3 separate regions of the Homo sapiens genome follow, and all the other regions are linked to region 3. The links are chromatin contacts, found by Hi-C or POLR2A ChIA-PET in ENCODE. All regions are on one chromosome and are shown on one strand. Each heading gives the region's core, a stretch centred on a gene start or an enhancer-like site at or near the end of the contact. The rest is flanking DNA. Distances are from core to core; before and after follow the strand shown. Region 1 overlaps LOC105378920 (a long non-coding RNA gene). Region 2 overlaps MAB21L3 (mab-21 like 3). Region 3 has its middle 120 kb from the start of MAB21L3.

Evidence for each region. A loop is a pair of places that touch in the nucleus more often than their neighbours do. ChIA-PET counts read pairs that join two places held with the same protein, here RNA polymerase II (POLR2A). Pooled maps may share reads with other maps.
Region 1: a loop to region 3 is called in a map of heart right ventricle, with 2.4 times the contacts of the local background. The contact joins two enhancer-like sites. A Hi-C loop is called at or near these places in 4 of 168 maps with a recorded cell type or tissue (IMR-90, PC-3, heart right ventricle and 1 more) and 1 of 50 pooled maps. POLR2A ChIA-PET finds 5 or more read pairs at or near these places in 2 of 52 experiments (Caco-2 and T-cell).
Region 2: a map of naive thymus-derived CD4-positive, alpha-beta T cell shows a loop between it and region 3 (13-fold over the local background). The contact joins two enhancer-like sites. A Hi-C loop is called at or near these places in 6 of 168 maps with a recorded cell type or tissue (CD4-positive, alpha-beta T cell, CD4-positive, alpha-beta memory T cell, CD8-positive, alpha-beta T cell and 2 more) and 8 of 50 pooled maps. POLR2A ChIA-PET finds 5 or more read pairs at or near these places in 2 of 52 experiments (OCI-LY7 and naive thymus-derived CD4-positive, alpha-beta T cell).

Annotation. Positions count from the first base shown.
Region 1 is chr1:116,298,230-116,300,929 of GRCh38, reverse strand. All of the region lies in intron 3 of LOC105378920 (a long non-coding RNA gene), which reads left to right. Among named protein-coding and RNA genes, the nearest start is that of ATP1A1, 74 kb to the left of the region's middle. Within about 2 kb of position 1,414, at least 2 of the 41 ENCODE cell types and tissues checked have a DNase peak (open chromatin) inside an H3K27ac peak, as active enhancers do.
Region 2 is chr1:116,137,963-116,140,662 of GRCh38, reverse strand. MAB21L3 (mab-21 like 3) reads right to left here. Exons shown (of 8, transcript NM_152367.3): 8 at 2,514-2,700. Among named protein-coding and RNA genes, the nearest start is that of MAB21L3, 28 kb to the right of the region's middle. RefSeq lists enhancers at 1,261-1,555, 1,654-1,703. Within about 2 kb of position 1,427, at least 5 of the 41 ENCODE cell types and tissues checked have a DNase peak (open chromatin) inside an H3K27ac peak, as active enhancers do.
Region 3 is chr1:116,231,853-116,234,552 of GRCh38, reverse strand. No RefSeq gene overlaps it. Among named protein-coding and RNA genes, the nearest start is that of MAB21L3, 120 kb to the right of the region's middle. Within about 2 kb of position 1,377, at least 2 of the 41 ENCODE cell types and tissues checked have a DNase peak (open chromatin) inside an H3K27ac peak, as active enhancers do.

The DNA.
Region 1 (2,700 bases), core at 165-2,664, 66 kb before region 3:
AAGAAATAGAGAGTGACTGATATGGGTACTGAGTTTTTATTAGGGGTGATGAGACTTCTAAAATTGGTTGTGGTGATGGTTGCACAATTCTATGAATATAACATAAACCTTTGAATTGTACACTAAATAGGTGAATTGTCTAGTGTGTGAATTATATTCCAAAAATACGGTTTTATATATATCTTATATAAAATATATGTAATTCATTACATATAATATGTATTTTATATATATAATAAACTGAGTAGAGTCTATATGTTTCCCATCTCTTAATCTACAGCCTCAATTAAGAATTATTTAATAGAGGCCAGGTGCGATGGCTCATGCCTGTACCCAGACTTTGGGAGGCTGAGGCAGGCGGATCACCTGAGGGCAGGAGTTTGAGACAAGCCAGGCTAACATGATGAAACCCCCGTCTCTACTAAAAGTCCAAAAATTAGTTGGGTGTGGTGGTGGGCACCTATAATTCCAGCTACTTGGGAGGCTGAGGAAGAAGAATTGTTTGAGCCTGGGAGGTGCAGGTTACAGTGAGCTGAGATCGCGCGACTGTACTCTGGCCTGGATGACAGAGTGAAACTCTGTCTCAAAAAAAAAAAAAAGATGTGGTGGCCTCCATTTTATATATATATATATATATATATATATATATATATATATATATATACACACACACACACACACACATATAAAATGTAATATATTAAATGGTCTCCATATATGTATAATATATATTATATATAGTGTATGTATATTTGTATACTATATATAAAATACATATTATATATTATATATAAAAATAGTATTATGTTATAGTAGTATATGTTATATATGTACTGTTATATATATAACAGAATACAACAGTATTATTGGAATATAATTCATATACTAGACAATTTATATATATATATATATAAAGCTAAATAAAGGGGAGAGAGAGCACATAGTTTATTCAGCAAAGGAAGGAAGTTCTTCATGGCTGGATCATTGAGCACAAGGAGAGGAGTTTGAGAAATGAAGCTGAGAGAAAGGAAGGGGCTGGGTCTCAAACGGCCTTGTTGAGCATGTTAAGGAGTTTTGATTGATTCCAATCCGAGGCCATGGAAAGATTTGCAAGGGTTTAAATAGAGGGATGACATACTCAGATGCACAGTTTAGAAAGATCTCTAGGGATGTGGGTGAAGGCAGGTCTGGGGAAAGTCAGCCTGGAGGCAGGGAGACAGACATAGGGGCCTTGTCACAGGCACCTGGGTGAAAGTCAACAGTGGAAGGAATCAGGGACAGTGTAAGTAGAAGCCATAGGTCTTGAGTGTGGTTGGCTGTAGGAGATGAGGATTGATGAGGGGAATGAAAGCTGTGTTTCAGCAAGGAGGAGTGGTTTAAAGTGTGGAGTTTCAGGTGCAGCCTTGGCAGGCTAACTGGCAGTGGCACAGATTAATATGAATCTCAGGACAGAGAACTGTGTTCTTGGCAGTGAAGTGAAGTCCTTGACAAGTGAGACAGAACAGAGGAGGAGGAGTTGAGTAAGGTAAGGAGACAAGAAGGGCTGGTCCCGTCTAAAGTGTTCCTATTGTTCTTCTCAGGATGGTTCTTTGAGGAGTTTGGTTTTCAAGGAATGGTTGGTTACAAAAAATAATAATAATAATACAAATTAAAAAAATAAAGGGAAGGACTTGGCTGATCTTTCCACTTTTTGTGGCTTACAGATTTCTTTCAAGTGTTGGCTCTGAATTTCATAACTTTTCTTTGGAGCCTGGGTTTCTTTCTTTCCCTTCCTTGAATCCTTTCTCTTTCTTTCTTTGCTTTCTCTTGTTCTCTTTGGTTTTTAAATTTAATCATTGACGGTGGCTAGGACCCTCTTGTGGGGAAAGTCTTTTGGTATTTGATCTGAAGCAGAGTTTTGGGATATCAAGTCCTGTGTTCTTCCAGGAAGGTTCCTGGAGTGCTCAGCTCAAGTGACTGCTGAAACGCTAGAAAGTTTTCTGCCTCACGGTTCATTAACCAGAAACATCCATTTCTTGCCTATCTCCAGGAGCCTGTTACTTCACTCAGTGTAAAAGACTTTGAAGTTTAGAAGTGGTAGTGCAATCCTTAACATAAGTCCTTTGAAAACCACTTTGGAAATCTGTTGGGCAGTATGCACCACGGCTGAACATGTGCATTCCCTGTAACCCAGCAAAGTCACTCCTAAGTATAGGCCCCACAGAAACCTGGACATATACTCATCAAAAGACAAGACTTGTAGTTGCACTATGGGTAATAACTATAAGCTGGAGAAAAACCAAATACCTATTGATAGTTGAATGGAGGAATAGATTGTGGTCTCTTCACACAATAGAATACTATACAATAGTAAAAATGAACCATCTACAACCACACACAAAGATATTGAGAGGTGACAACGTGCTAGCAGCCCTCGCTCACTCTCTGTGCCTCCTTGGCCTCGGTGTCCACTCTGGCAGCGCTTGAGGAGCCCTTCAGCCCGCCGCTGCACTGTGGGAGCCCCTCTCTGGGCTGGCCGAGGCTGGAGCTGGCTCCCTCTGCTTGTGGGGAGGTGTGGAGGGAGAGGCACTGGCAGGAACCGGGGCTGCGCACAGCGCTCGCGGGCCAGAGCAAGTTCCGGGTGGGTGGGTGCAGGCTTGGTAGGCCCCGCACTCGGAGAGGCCAGCCCATGCCACTGGCCCCAGGCAATGAGGGGCTTAG
Region 2 (2,700 bases), core at 178-2,677, 94 kb after region 3:
CTTCTTTAAATAGGTTAGATTCTCACATGTATAAATATATTTCACAATTTAAAAAAACAAAAAGAGTGAATGAGGCGAGTAGGTGGAGATACACGTATAGTAACTCAGGAAGCTGGACAGTAAAGGGGAGAAGAGAGTGAAGCGGCCATTGCGGGAGGATGTGGAGGAAACTACAAGAAATAAATGGAAAGACTGAAGAGCTGGGAGGCATCTGAGCTGTCACATGTGGAGAAATTGGCCTTTCAGGGAGATACCTTCTATATTTTAGCAAGAGGGACGAAGGGGAGAATGGGCTTGCAGAATTTGCAGTGAAATTTTCTCATGTTTCCTCTGTGATGGTTTATATTTTCTTTACAAAGAATTTATCTGTGGTCTGGTATAGTTATCAGGAATGGTAGAGATGGGCAAATAGCACGAGGGGTAGGCATCTAAAATGAAAACATTTGTTCAGCAGTTATCCCATGCCAGGTACTCAACTAAGAGCCTTTTACATCCATCATTCCATTCGTTGCTCTCATTAACACTATGAGGTATATATTCTTTCATGATGCCTGTAACAGTTTCCTAGGGCCATAGGAAAATAACCAAATACCACAGACTAGGTGACTTAAATAACAGAAATGTATTTTCTCCCAGTTCTGGAGGCTGGTGGTCCAAGAGCAGGTGTGGACAGGCTGGTTTCTCCTGAGGCCTTTCTCCTTGGTCTGTGGGTGGCTGCCCTCTGCGCATGCACATCCCTGGCATCTCTCTGTGTGCTTAATCTCCTCTCCTTTAAGGATACCCGTCAGACTGAATCAGCTAATCACCTCTTTATTATTAACTTAATCACCTCTTTAAATACAGTCACATTCTGAGGTGCTGGGGGTTGGAGCTTGAACTTATGAATTGTGGTGGACACAATTCTGGCCATCACAATGCCCATTTTGGAGAGAAGGAACTAGAGACACAGAAAGGCCAAACAGCTTGCCAAGGTCATGCAGCTCCTCGGCATCAGAACTGGGATGCAGACGCAGGCAGGTCAACTGCGGTGGCTGAAAACCAACCATTCCTCTACACGCCTAGTCTTGGGCCTGGAAGAGTGAAGAAGGATTGAACGGTCTTTTGGAGAATTAAAAAAAAAAAAGAACAGAATAAAGGAGTAATATTCTCTGGCTTTTCTTAGCTGTGCAATCTGTCCCAGGAAACAGAATGGAGCTGAATGCCCCGGGAGCCTGGATGGACGGTCCTCTCATAGGCTCCCTTTTAAAATCTGAGTTTTAAGGAGAAAGATGTAAATCTCGGCTAAAATGGCAGGAAAGGTCAACAATTTGGCATGAGCTGGAATCCACTCATCCTTGCTCTGGAGGGACCAGGTGTAAGTTACGGGCTGAGAAGTGTGACACCTGCTGGGCTCCGAGGACGAGAATGGGTGGGACCTGGCTCCTTTCATATGTGTTCCCTTGCTGCCCTCTGCTGGCAAGAATTGGGAATACGCAGGAAGCTGCTGGTAGCCCTGCTTCCTGCAAAACCCTCAGATCTCAGGGGAAAGACGGAAAGAATCTACCGGAATCAGACTGTGGCGCACGTCAGTTCCTCCCTTTCCACACACGTACACACATATTGAACCAATGTTACAGTCAATTTTCACTTTTTAGCATTCCGTGACTGTGTAGCTGTTTTAAAAGTTGCTTAAGATGGTTTTTGTTTTGTTTTGAGACAGAGTCCCGCTCTGTAGCCCAGCCCAGGCTGGAGAGCAGTGGCCAGATCTCAGCTCACTGCAAGCTCTGCCTCCCAGGTTCAAGCGATTCTCCTGCCTCAGCCTCCCAAGTAGCTGGGATTACAGGTGCCCACCACCATGCCTGGCTAATTTTTGCATTTTTAGTAGAGACGGGATTTCACCACGTTGGCCAGGCTGGTCTGGAACTCCTGGCCTCAAGGGATCCGCCCACCTAGGCCTCCCAAAGTTCTGGGATTACAGGCCTCAGCCACCCTGCCCGGCCGAAATTAAATTTAAAACCTTATTACATTTGCCACCTTTTCAAAAATGATGTTTCCTAAGATACAAGAATATGAGAATTAGAATACAAATTTTTGATGATTTAACAAAATGTTAGTTTGTTCACCATTTTATATGCTCTTTTTAAATTTTTTTTTTAGAGACAGGGTCTCCCTTCCGGTGACTCCGTCACCCAGGCTAGAGTGCAGTGGTACAATCAAAGCTCACTGCAGCCTCAGACTCCTGGTCTCAAGGAATCCTCTCATCTCAGCCTCCTGAGCACCACATCCGGCTAATTTTTAAATTTTTTGTAGAGACGGGGTGTCAGTGTCTGGCTATGTTGCCCAGGCTGGTCTTGAACTCCTGGTCTCAAGTGACCCTCCTGTCTCAGCCTCCCACAGTGCTGGGATTACAGGCATGAGCCACTGCACCAAGCCTTCATGTTTTCAAAAATTGTAAACTCATTGTTGGTTTGGAAATTTTTTTTTCAATATTTTAAAATCATTACTTATTAAACGATAGCCTAGGGACCCCACCATTTGGTTACAGTACTTTTTTTTTTTAATCATACTTTAAGTTTTAGGGTACATGTGCACAATGTGCAGGTTAGTTACATATGTATACATGTGCCATGCTGGTGCGCTGCACCCACTAACTCGTCATCTAGCATTAGGTATATCTCCCAATGCTATCCCTCCCCCCTCCCCCCACCCCACAACAGTCCC
Region 3 (2,700 bases), core at 128-2,627:
GCTGGGTTTACACGCCATTCAGGATCTTGCTCCTGTCTAGTTTCCCAGCCCAGTGCTCCCTGCTTCAGCGTTATTAAACTGTACCCTGTTCTTTGTATGACCGACTCTCATCCGTCCAGTGCTTACTGAGTGTAGTGGGTCTAGTAGAGACCCCACAAAATATATGTCCATGTCCTAACCCTCAGAACCTGTGAATGTGATCTTCTTTGGAAAAGAGACCTTAGTAGAGGTAATTAAGTTAAGGAGCCTAAAATGAGATTATTCTGGATTTAGGGTGAGCTCTAAATTCAGTACCAGTTGTCCTTTTAAGAGAAAGGAGGACAGAGACACAGAGGAGAAGCCCATGTGAAAACAGAGACGACATGGAGTGATGCTGCCCCAGGCCAGGGAATGCCAGGGGCCTCCAAACACTGGAAGAGGCCAAGAAGGATTCTCCAGAGAGCCTTCAGAGGAGGTGTGGCTCTGCCCACGCTGTGATCGTGGACTGCGGGCCTCCAGAACTGTACATTTCTGTTGTTGTTTTAAGCCACACAACTTTCAGTTATTTTTTACAGCAGTGAGGATTTAAAGATTAAAAGGTGTAGATCCCGCTCCTGAAGAGTGTAAAAGTAGAAAAATGAACCAACAGGGAACAATTACATTAAATTAAGATAATTACTATGACAGGGTATATTTAGTAAGGAGAGTGATGGCAAATGTTGCCCAAGGGAGGTGGCTGTGTCCTGCCCTCTCCTTTCCCCCTCCACTTTACCCCCCTCTGTGGTTCATGTTGCCTATCTCAGTAAGTGGTATCCTCACTGCAAATCACACAAGCCAGAAATCTAGGAGTCACTCTGATATCTCACCCCCGGCCACAGGCCCCATGACTTCTGTCACCAAACCCCTAATAATGACATTTATTTCCTTAATATTTCTAAGAATTCCCTTCTCTCCCCTCCATAGCCACCACCATAGGCCAAGCTCCATCATCTCCCACCAGAGCAGTCCCTCCTAACAGGTCCACTGTGCATCACGCTGTGCATTAAACACGCTCATGGAATCACATGGCTCTCAGGAGAGAGGGTAAACCTCATAAGTGGACTCAAGGCCCTGCTGGTCTAGCCCTGCAGGCTGCTTCTCCTCCCCACTGATTCCCTGTGCTCCACCCACTGCCACTCTGGTCTGCCTTAGTCCTGTGCTTTCCAGCTCTTTTCACAGCTGGCCTATTCTGCAGCTGTTCTCTGCATGAAAGAGCTATAACCCTACTGCACCTAGGTGACTGCTACTGCCTCAGCCATCATCCCTATGGAAGCCCTCCTCCACTTCCTGTCAAAGTCACAGCTTCTTATTTTAATCCCCGAGAGAGTTGTGTGCCTCCCAGTCACAGTTGCAATTTACATTGGCCTGTGTGATTATTGCACTGAAGTAGGCTTTCCCCAGCCCACGAGATCCTTGGGCACAGGACTGTGACCTTTTTACTCACTTTTGTGTCTCTAAGGCACAGCCTGGTGGCTAATACATAGTAACTACTCAGTTCACATCTGTGGAATTAATGAAGAAATTGCCCATTGTTTATAATAGCAAAAAATTGAGGACAATTTACTGAGAACAAATTAAATAAATTATATCTATCTGTGCTATGTAGTACTATTCAGCACTTTCAAAAATAATGAGGTACATCTGTACTTACTGATGTGGAACATTGGCTATGATAGATTTCGAGTAAAAAAACAAAAAATGAAAAGAGCAAGTTGCAGAACAATTCTTAGGGTAAAACAGTGTTTTAAAATTAAAGCAATGATTTAAAAATTTTTTAAAAAATGTTTGACCTGGCATAGATGAAGGTATGGAAGGACAACATCAGTTAATACTTAGTGCTAGGCAGCGGGACTGGGAGAATCAGAGAAGCAATGGACATGAATTTGATAAAGAACTTACACAATTTTGCAGTGTTTGGACTTTTTCTTTTTACAAGCATATATCATTTTGATAATTCAAGACATGCTTTTAAAGATTGCCAAGAAGACAAGAAGTGACTCAAGGAAGGGAGGCACATTCCCTGTCACGCACCACCACCTCCTTTCCTGCCCTCCAACCCCATACATGCTTGACCTTACCCACTTGGCATAGACCTGCACCCCAACCTTCTCACCTGTATCCCTGCCCTCTCGCCTTCACTCCTGCCCTCTCACCTGAGCTGGTGTCCTCTCACCTGTGCTTATATCCTGTGGTTTGCATGTCACCTATCCCAATAAGCAGCACTTATGTTCCCGATAAGTACCACCTTCCTAGATTGTGTGGTTCTTTTGCAAGGTTCAGAAAGGTGAGGCTGTTGGAAAGGCAGTTAACCTCAAGTAAATTCCTGTTAGTGACTTTACCTCCCTAACTGCAATGTTAGCTTTCTGAGAAGGAAAGGAACTAACATATTCAAAAATTAAACTCCTAATACCTAGCAGGCATGCCTACTTATAGCTCATCAAATCCCCACAGGAACCTCGTGAGTAGGTATTCTCATCTCCATTTTACAGACCTGTGGCAACAAGAGCTTGCCACTTGGCCAGTGTCTCACATCAAGGACTCAAACAGAGCTCTGACCGGCTCTCCATGCCAAACTTTCTGTGCCACAGCATTGGGATGGTGGGGGGGCATGATTGCACCATACTGCCCATGGATTTCCTAGCTCATTTCCTCCAAGATAATAAATGCTGTATAAATGTTTGT